3 separate regions of the Homo sapiens genome follow, and all the other regions are linked to region 3. A link is a contact called in ENCODE Hi-C or POLR2A ChIA-PET data. All regions are on one chromosome and are shown on one strand. The core of a region is the stretch at or near the end of the contact, and the rest is flanking DNA. Distances in the headings are between cores, read along the strand shown.

The links. A loop is a pair of places that touch in the nucleus more often than their neighbours do. ChIA-PET counts read pairs that join two places held with the same protein, here RNA polymerase II (POLR2A). Pooled maps may share reads with other maps.
Region 1: a loop to region 3 is called in a map of CD8-positive, alpha-beta T cell, with 22 times the contacts of the local background. The contact joins the promoter of SMIM27 here to the promoter of UBE2R2 in region 3. A Hi-C loop is called at or near these places in 2 of 168 maps with a recorded cell type or tissue (CD8-positive, alpha-beta T cell and naive thymus-derived CD4-positive, alpha-beta T cell), 1 of 37 single-sample maps with no recorded cell type and 13 of 50 pooled maps. POLR2A ChIA-PET finds 5 or more read pairs at or near these places in 1 of 52 experiments (AG04449).
Region 2: a map with no recorded cell type shows a loop between it and region 3 (14-fold over the local background). The contact joins the promoter of MSMP here to the promoter of UBE2R2 in region 3. A Hi-C loop is called at or near these places in 1 of 37 single-sample maps with no recorded cell type and 5 of 50 pooled maps. POLR2A ChIA-PET finds 5 or more read pairs at or near these places in 1 of 52 experiments (GM10248).

What each region holds. Positions count from the first base shown.
Region 1 is chr9:32,551,001-32,553,975 of GRCh38, reverse strand. It overlaps SMIM27 (small integral membrane protein 27), which reads right to left and starts at 1,649. Exons shown (of 2, transcript NM_001387564.1): 1 at 1,497-1,649; 2 at 969-1,175. The coding sequence starts at 1,541. The coding sequence ends at 1,053. It overlaps TOPORS (TOP1 binding arginine/serine rich protein, E3 ubiquitin ligase), which reads left to right and starts at 1,390. Exons shown (of 3, transcript NM_005802.5): 1 at 1,390-1,542. The coding sequence starts at 1,540. NDUFB6 (NADH:ubiquinone oxidoreductase subunit B6) reads left to right here. Exons shown (of 4, transcript NM_002493.5): 4 at 32-975. The coding sequence ends at 100. RefSeq lists enhancers at 902-1,615, 1,420-1,749, 1,760-1,969, 1,616-2,330 and a silencer at 2,610-2,829.
Region 2 is chr9:35,752,148-35,755,580 of GRCh38, reverse strand. It overlaps MSMP (microseminoprotein, prostate associated), which reads left to right and starts at 1,305. Exons shown (of 3, transcript NM_001044264.3): 1 at 1,305-1,581; 2 at 1,813-1,921; 3 at 2,301-2,591. The coding sequence starts at 1,452. The coding sequence ends at 2,481. It overlaps RGP1 (RGP1 partner of RAB6A GEF complex), which reads right to left. Exons shown (of 9, transcript NM_001080496.3): 9 at 1-2,930. The coding sequence ends at 2,707. RefSeq lists an enhancer at 1,492-2,691.
Region 3 is chr9:33,815,549-33,818,594 of GRCh38, reverse strand. UBE2R2 (ubiquitin conjugating enzyme E2 R2) reads right to left here and starts at 1,435. Exons shown (of 5, transcript NM_017811.4): 1 at 661-1,435. The coding sequence starts at 837. The region is part of intron 1 of UBE2R2-AS1 (UBE2R2 antisense RNA 1); the gene reads left to right. RefSeq lists silencers at 816-985, 1,056-1,265, 1,446-1,545 and an enhancer at 1,836-1,925.

The DNA.
Region 1 (2,975 bases), core at 400-2,899, 1.3 Mb after region 3:
TTTTGTACTAACTGTATCTTTGTTTTCCTAGGGTGATACAATTCTGGAGACTGGAGAAGTAATTCCACCAATGAAAGAATTTCCTGATCAACATCATTAAAGATTATGTAAAAAGTTAAAAGGCTTATGAGCCTAAGTTTGTTCCTATATTACCATATTTACTGAATTTTCTGGAAAAGTAACTTTAATAAAGTTTAATCTCAGAAATTGTCATATCTGTTTTCAAGCATTGTACAATTTGAGACTGAGTAATTTAACAATAAGTAAAAAGTGGACATGCTAAACAAATATGAGAGACTACCTACTTTTTCTGGTCATTCTTGACTTGGAAAACGGTATGGAAAAGTATTTAGTTACATGTTTGTTTGTTTTTTTCTTACACAGTACTTACACTAATTTGGTATCAGGGTATGCAACAGTGAAATATCACAATAAACAAATGTAAGAACAGCAATTCCATGCACTTTTGTTTTAAGGAAATCTTTCCGGCCAGGCGCAGTGGCTCATGCCTGTAATCCCAGCACTTTGGGAGGCCGAGGCGGGCAGATCACGAAGTCAGGAGATCGAGACCATCATGGCTAACACAGTGAAACCCCGTCCCTACTAAAAATACAAAAAAATTAGCCGGGCGTGGTGGCGGGCTCCTGTAGTCCCAGCTACTGCGGAGGCTGAGGCACGAGATTGGTGTGAACCCAGAAGGCGGAGCTTGCAGTAAGCCGAGATAGTGCCACTGAGCCTGGGCGACAGAGCAAGACTCCGTCTCAAAAAAAAAAAAAGCTTTCCGAATCATTTTTGAAGAATTTAGAAACTTGATTGAAAAGCTTATTCCAACTATGATCTGACACTCAAGACTGTCAGATTTAGGTTGCTGTTAATTTTGTCATGAGAATGTAAAATACTAAAATCTCTAAGTGAAAAATTTGCATACTAGTGCTTGTTATAAAGGATAATGCAAAAATAAACTTGGGAACTTTGCATTATGAATTTTATTTTTATATCTACATAAGCATGAGGGAAAGAACTGTATTTTCAGATAATTAAATCCAGAAGAGTTACAAATTTTCATTCGTCCCAAAGATTTTGTCTGGGTATTTCTTCCTTAGCTGTCGTCTTGCAGACACCATCGAAGCATAGATGATGCAGCCCCAGGAGATTAAAACGATGGCAAGCAGCAACTAAACCAAAAATCGCAAAGGAGGTGTGAAATCTACCTGATATTTCCCCTCGCCCCCGTCAGGTTACCGTTGCCATTGCTAAGGTGGGAATTAAAGTAACAAAGTCGAATAAATGGGGTTCCAGTGGCGGGTACACCCAGCAGCCCTTACGTAAGAAGCGGAAGATCGTATCCTCCAGGAAGAGGCGGAGTCGAGGTGAGGGAGTGAAATGCTTAATTCAGGAATGGATTTTGGAGTTTCTGGGTGCTGAAGAAATAGGGCCTTTCCGCCTGCGGGCCCAGTGAGTCGACACGGTGGGGGCCCGCGATCCCCGGGACTTACCACTGAATAAATCCAGTCCAGCGTGCGACGACTTACTGGCTTCATGGTAAGGAGGCGGCAGCAGTCCGCGGGAGCTGGCGGGAGCTGCGGGCCTTACAGTAACCTCCCAGGCGGTGGCTGCCAGGCGCCAGCAGCCATCTTTTAGCCGGGCACGAGCGCCCGCCCACTCGCTTCGTGCAGCGCTGTCGCTGGCCTCTTCCGCCCGGAGTTGGGGGGCGGTATCACGTGATCGGGGGCCTTGCCCGCCTTTTAGAGAGGGGAATAAACGAGAAAATGTTAAAAATTGCTTTTTTTTTTTTTTTTTTGCCAACTAAGGAGATAGGCGTACCTCCACTGGTTTTCTTTCTAGTTGCAATGCAATATTAATGCAGGATAAGGTGCTGTCGTGTCCATTTAAAAGTTAATTTGAAAAACAATCCACGTTTTAAATATTACGTCTGGCTCTAAAGCTGGAAGAATTAACGCTTTCTCCCCCGCTCCCTCCCCCACGCCTCCCCGCATCTGATACCACACGATTTAGATGGACGTTCGCCTGTTCATCTTTGACGTAAAAATACCACCCACTCTTTTATATGTGACAAATCGTTGTGGGAACCCCTGTAAATCGAGCCATTCTTCAGAAACGTATAGCGTAATGTATATCTCTAAGAAGAAATACGTGGGACGCGTTACCCGCCATAATGTATCAGTCAAGCAACAAGTGTTTGTTGAGCGTGTCTGATGTTCTTGAACTGCCGCGCGTGAGATACTAAGCCCCGAGCACGGCAGTTTGGTGGGCGAGCGTACCAGGTTCAGCTCTAGAATGTTTGGGGCGCTCACATTTGAGGCCTGAGGAGTAGAATCTGGCAACGGGCCGCTTAGGCTCTAGACGTTCTTTATACCTCGCAGTTATCTTAAAAGAGTTTTAGTCTAGATTTCAGGGAGTGGGAAGGGGAAGAGCGGAGAAAAACGTGGTCTGTTTAGGGAGGAGTCCAGGCCCTGTTTTGTTAGGTTGTCCTGTTTCTCCCCAGCCTGGAGGGGATCCCTCTCTGAAGACTTTATAGGATACTGGTTGGGCTCTGGTTTGGGATCCCGTTGGACTCCTGGTGTTGCTTCCGGGAGGCGTACAACAGGAGGTGAGAGACTTCAAGTCCATCTAACAATTCCCCTATCTAGACACTAAAGATAATTTCCTAAGTTTCCGCAGAGTTTGGTAAGGTTGAAACGACATCGAACTAGTTCTCGTGTTTTCCGGGTAAGTTAGGGGCGAACATTCAGTCAGTGTCCCCAGTGGCTGAGTACCAGTAACAAGATGGGGAGGGTCGCGCTGCCCTCCTCCGGGGTCTGGAGCGGCGGGGGAGGGGCCGCATTTGGGCCGGTGCGCTGAGCCCCGCCCCCGAGGCCGGCGTCCATCTGCTGCGCATGCGTGAGGAAGGCGGGTGTTGTGTTTTGATGCGCGGGAGCTGGGGGGTGGGTCTCGCTCTCTGCCCTGCTTCCGAG
Region 2 (3,433 bases), core at 56-2,555, 1.9 Mb before region 3:
GAGATGAAACAGTTTCATCCCAAAATCATCTCCCCGCTGCTATCCCCCTCCATCCACTGGTGGAAAAATTGTTTTCCACAAAACCGGTCCCTGGTACCAAAAAGGTTGGGGACTGCTGACAAGGAGTATGAGTGTGAAAGGTGCAGAGGTCTATGCCAGGAGACAGCCATCCCCAATAGAAGCCCTCAGCTATGCACAAACTGCTTAATGTCATTCAAAGAAAATAATGTCGCCCATTTTGCCTCAGAGCTTTAGCCCCAATCACAGCAACTGCTATTTCCTGACGCTTACGCACCAGAGATGGTGATAAGAGCACTGCACGCATTATCTCAGTAATCCTCATAACAGCCCAATGAGTTGGCATTACTATCCCCAATTTATAGATGAGGAAACAGGCTCAGAGAGGTGAAGTAATCTGACCAGGTTACATAGCTAAGTGGAGTCAGGATCTGAATCCAAGAAGACTGTCTCTACAGCCCATGCTCTCAATAATCCATCCTGGGCTCCTCCAGAACCTGTGGGAAACTCAGAGGATGCCAAATGATAAATTCCTAAAAACCTCACTCCATTATATATGGGAGGAAAGAGAGGACACCTCTGTGAACCTGGAGTGATTCATCCCATCAGGGCACTTAGAGATGCTCCTCTTTGAAAGGGGAAAGAACCATCCCCAGATGTGGGGTGATCCCACATCTGCTGTATGTTTGAAGGTGATAAGCAATGGACAGTTCACCTCTGGAATGCCTGAGGAAAAGAGACCCTCCCCACCATCTCTGAGGGGCAGCCCTATTTCTTGGATACATTAGGGAAACCCTGCCCTAGGATCTGAGGGAAACACAGTCTCCACTCCAGGTGCCTGCTCACTCTCCTGGAGCTTCTGGCCGTCGCACCCTATTGCAGCTCCTGGGTTTGGCTGGGGCACAGGATTAACCATCCCCAGGAAATGCCTCCCTCCGGTCCAGGCAGGGATCCCAGCATACACACCCCTGGTGGTGGCAGTGGGGGAGAAAGGGGGAAGGTGGAATGCTTCCTTCTCTCCAGGTCAGGGAAGAGATCTGGGGACCACCTGGGGGCCCTCGCCCCTCCTGCCTCCTTGCTGGGGAAGTGCCCAGTCCAGTGCCCCCTCCATGGCCACCTCCCTCCCTCTAGCTGTGCCGGGGCATGAATCAGCTCTCACAGCTTGTTAAAGCTAGACCTCTTGTTTTCATGCCCTCACCTCAGGAAACAGAGTTACAACTTTTCCAGCTCTACTCAGCAGGGGGCCAGGGTCCTCACTTTATAAACATCCCCAGCCTGTGAGAGCAGAGGGCAGGGAGATAGTGTGAGACAGGAGCCCAGGGGAGAAAGACAGAAACTAAGACTCAAGGAGCAACGCAAAGCAAAGTCAAGGAGTCAAGACCAGAGTAGCTGAGCAGAGGCCAAGAAGGGTCTGAGAGGGCTGTGCAGCAGCAATGGCCCTAAGGATGCTCTGGGCTGGACAGGCCAAGGGGATCCTAGGAGGCTGGGGGATCATCTGCTTGGTGATGTCTCTACTCCTCCAGCACCCAGGAGTCTACAGCAAGTGCTACTTCCAAGCTCAAGGTAAAGTGGGGTGAAGCGTTAGGAATGGAGGAGCAGCAGAGAGGGCACAGGGAGGATGGGGCCTTACAGATGATCCCGTGTCAAAATACCCAGGCTTCCTCCAGCTGTGAAACAGGAAAGACAAACTAAATACGGGGATAGTGCGTACTTACTGTCTCCACCCCAGACCAGAAGAGCCTCTGCCTCTCATCAGCACTCCTACACCTACTAACATTTCCCGTTCTTCCCTAGCCCCCTGTCACTATGAGGGGAAATATTTTACCCTGGGTGAGTCTTGGCTCCGCAAGGACTGTTTCCATTGCACCTGTCTGCATCCTGTTGGCGTGGGCTGCTGTGACACGTGAGTGACCAAAGATGGCCAGAGAGAATGACTCTGATATGAGTGACTGAGGGATGACCAGGGAGTGACTAGATTGCTGTGATGTAAGAATGAACAGAAGAGCAATACAAGATGGGCCAAACCTGAAGGGACCAACACTAGTGTGAAAGATAAGGCTTCAGGCTATAAATCAGGGGAGGTTGGGGTGGACCTGGAGAGAAAATACTCCTGTTATAAAACAAAAAGGCCCACATATGGTAGGTGACAGCTTAGTTAGGAGGACCAAGGGGCCACTGAAAGGGGCTCTGTGGGGGGAAAACTGTGAGAGAGGGAACATGTGGGCAGGGATAAAGGCAGCCTTTCACTGTGCTGACTCCTTCCCCTATCCTTGGTTCCCCAGGTCCCAGCATCCCATCGACTTCCCGGCTGGGTGTGAGGTACGTCAGGAGGCAGGAACCTGCCAGTTCTCCTTGGTGCAAAAATCTGACCCTCGGCTGCCCTGCAAAGGGGGAGGGCCTGACCCAGAATGGGGCTCAGCCAACACCCCTGTTCCTGGGGCTCCTGCTCCCCACTCCAGCTAAACTCAACTGATCATCCATCTGCTGACTGCTCACTGCTGCTGCCACTTCCAGGGAAACCACTAGCAGCTGCCAATGTATTCTGAACAAATAAATTAATGCTATAGCTGAAAGCCCGACTCTCACTGTCCACGACATTGGACCCCAGGTGGAAAAAGTGGGTCCCATTAGAGTCCAGGTGCTGAGTTCTCAGTATCCGGAAGGAACTAGCACCAGGGTGGGCCAGTTTCAGATGGTTATGGTGCTGGTGCTGGGGCCTGGGGCAGCATATGAGGCCAGGGTGGGGCTAGTAGGCAGCACCTTGATGGGCAGGTCCCAGCTGAAGGTGTCTACAGGTACTTGCTCAGGTCCTGTCCAGGTGGTAGGTTCGGGCTGTTCCACAGGGGGTAGGAGTACCAATCCTGGTTCTCGGGACGTTACAAATTCAAAATGCAATCTCCACTTCAAGGACACTATGGAAGAAAAAGATTAAGGTAGAAGCATCAGAAGCTAGCAGGAGTAAAAGCCAATGACAGGATATAGTTAGTGAATGAGAAGAAAACAATCTGTGTTCAGGAAGACAGGGAAAAGTCACAGGGCAGGGAGCTGTGATTAAGGGTTTTTCTGAAGCAATGGGTACTACCACAGATGTGAGCTGAAGATAGCAGTATTAAGTACCTAATAACCTAAGAGTGAGGCAGTCAAGTCTAGGTAGCATGAAGTAATCAAAAATCAGTGTATCACAGGGTCCTAGTAGGTAGGTGTGGGGAAGGAGTTCTATCAAGCTGTTAGGAGTTTAGGGGTCAGTGCATCTAAGAAACAGGAAGAGGTTGAAGGTCTGAGAAACTGTTCCGGGTCAGAGGCTAGACGTGGGTATGTCTGGGAGTGTGTATAAGGAATCAGGATCCATTACACCCTCCCTTAGCACAGCATTTTACTGTCCCCCTCTCCCTTCTCCAGTAACAGTGAGGGTCTC
Region 3 (3,046 bases), core at 186-2,685:
AAGTTCCCCCAAATGGATAATGACAAGACGACGCGGGCACCCTTTTTTTTTTTTTTTTTTTTTTTACCACCCCTAGGGTCCCATTCTTCACCACCACCCATTGGAATGCAAAGTTGGCACTACCACTACCCAAGATGCCCAACAAATCCTCAAAATGTCAGGGCACTCGGCAGCTTCTGAAATGACAAGCTGGTGCCCCTCCCCCACCCCACCCCCACCCCCACCCCCCAAAAAAGAAAAGTCCAATCCAGTCGGTGCAGGTCACCCTGCCCTCTGGGGCAGTTCCAGCCTGCGCAGGGAGGGGTTCCGACCGGAGAACGAAAAAGCACAGATAGACCACCGCTCTTTCCACCCACCCTCAGCGGGGGAAACAAAGGCGGCCTCCTCCGCCCGTAGACACTACCCTAACCAGAGAGGCTCTCCGATTTCCCGGTGCAGCCTGCCCTCCCGCCCCCGCCCGAGCCCCCGCCCCCATGACAAAGAAAAGGCACTCGGCGAGCAAGGCCTTCCTGCCTCCAGGGATGGGGGAGGGGGCTGCACGGGTGAGAAGCCCCCTCCACTCGCCCGTGCTCATACTCCTGGTCCCAGGAACTGCAGAAAGCGGCGGGGAGCCGGAGGCCTCGGCCGCGGAAGCAGGGTCCGGGAGGAGGGTGAGGGTACCTTGAAGTAGCCGCCTTCGTAGAGGGTGTTGGGGGGTCCGAAGATGGCCACCTCCCAGTTGTAGAGGTCGGACTCGTCCACCAGGGTGATCCGGAAGCCCTCCACCGGTTCCTCCTGCAGGGATTTCAGCTCGAGCATCAGGGCCTTCTGCGAGCTGGTCATCTGCTGCTGGGCCATCGCGGCGGCGGCGGCGGCGGCGGCGCCGGGCCCGGGCCCCAGTCCTCACGCACCGGCCGGGCCGGACCAGGCCCCTCCCCTCCGCTCGCCCTCCGGCCGGGCAGCACCGGGCCCCGGTCTTCACACACCCGGCGGGCCAGACCAGGCCCCACACGGCCCGTGGGCCCGCCCGGGGTCCTCCTCACACACGACGCAGGCCGGGCCGGGCCCTTCTCCTCACACTCGGGCCGGGCGAGAGGAGAGGTCGAGGGAGTTAGGAGAATTCGCTACGGGTCCCGGTCCCGGGCCTCCCCCCCCCGGAGGGGGCCTCAACTTGGGGGGGGGGAGAGGAGGTGGAAGCGGAGGAAGGCGGCGGAGGGCCGGCGATGGTGAAGGGAGGGGGCCGGGCCGGCCCGGGAACGCCGCGCTCGCTCGCCCTCTCGTTCTCTTCGGGGGCCGCAGGGGCCGGAGGGCGCGCGGGGCAGGAGAGGGTGGGGGGAGAGCGGCGTGCGGGGGTCTCGCGGCGGTGGCGGCGGGGGCTGCGCGGGGGGAGGGGCGACGGCGGAGGAGGAGGAGAGCGAGAGCGCCTCGCGCCGCGGGAGCAACGGAGCCGAGAAGCAGGGAGGGAGGGAGGGAGGGAGAGAGGGAGGAGGGGCGCACGCCGGGTGCTGGGCGGCTCTCAGCGGCTGGCGGCCCGACGCGCGTGCGCGTGCCCCTCCCTCCCCTCCCCCCACCGTGCCTGGCTCTCCTCCACTACCACCTCCTCCTCCTCCCGTTTCCACGCCTCCTCTCGGTCTCCCGCGCGGTCGCGGCGCTTTGTGACGCTGGCGCGTGTCCCCCGCCCATAAAGATCCCAGAAGCAGCGGGGACCAAGGGCGGGCGCAGGGATTGCCGTGGCCCCAGAGTGACGGTTGTGCGGCTGGACGCCGCAGTTCCAAAGGCGTGCCCGGGAAGGGAACCCAGGTCTCCCGGCTCTCGGGGCCCTCCCCACTGTGGATCCAGGGGCCTCCGCAGCCATCCTGGGACGGGCCTGGTCGCTGCAGGCCCCTCCCCGTGACACCCAGTCTGCGGTCCCTCCACTTAGTAGCTACTTGATTAGGATGTGCTGACAATGTGGGTCTTTTCGGTGGGAACAGACCTTCCCGCAGGCCAGCCCACAGGCAAGTGTGCCCTTTGGCACGTTACTCACCCTGGGTGCGGCAGTTCCACGTGAGAAACGGGGTGAGACAAAAAGGTCAGCTTCTGCTTCCCTTCTTAACTACAAAGAGGAAGTTGTGAGGAAAAAGACAATAACAAACTGGGTCTCTAGCCCTTCTCATTGTGATTTGGGGCAAGTGCTCAGGCTGCCCTTCGCCTTCGCCATTTGTAAAATAAACTACTGTGGTTGAACTTAGGGGTCAAAGTTCCCTATAGGTGCTTGTGGCTTGAATGTCCACCCTGGAACTGAGGGACTTTCGAGATAATCATAACCGAAGTGAGATGTGGGGACAGTCTTTGGTCCCCCCGTGGTTCAGAATACAGTACTCCTTTCTCCTAGGAAGGCATGTCCTAGGATAACTGCCTAAAAAACATTTCCTAGAAAAGCCAGAATATTGTGAGAGTTCTACACACACAGTTTCGGAACTAGACAGATCTTGGTTCCAACCCTAGTTCCATTACTTCTCCCTGTATCATCAGTTTTTTGTTTTTTGGTTTTGTTTTGTTTGAGACAGGGTCTTGCTCTGTCACCCAGGCTGTAGCACAGTGGCGCGATCATGGCCCACTGCAACCTCCGCCTCCCAGGTTCAAGCGATTCTCCCACCTCAGCCTCCCAAGTAGCTAGGACTACAGGTGCATGCCTCCACACCCGGCTGTTTAATCAGCTTCTGTAAAAGGGGATTAATTATACCCAACACAAGCAATTGTAATGATTAAATGTATGTACAGCATTTAGCGTAGTGACTGGCACATGGTTAATGATTCATAGAAACTTGAAAGAAAAAAACTTTAAGGCATAGCTGTATTCTGGATACCACCACTACCCACCCCTTTTATTGAGACAGGGTCTTACTCTGTTGCCCAGGCTGGAGTACAGTAGAGTGATTATAGCTCACTCTAGCAGTAACCTCCTGGGCTTAAGCCATCCTCTAACCTCAGTCTCCCAAGTAGCAGGACCACAGGTGTGCACAGCCATGCCCAGCTAATTTTTGTATTTTTAGTAGAGACGGGATTTCACCATGTTGGCGAGGCT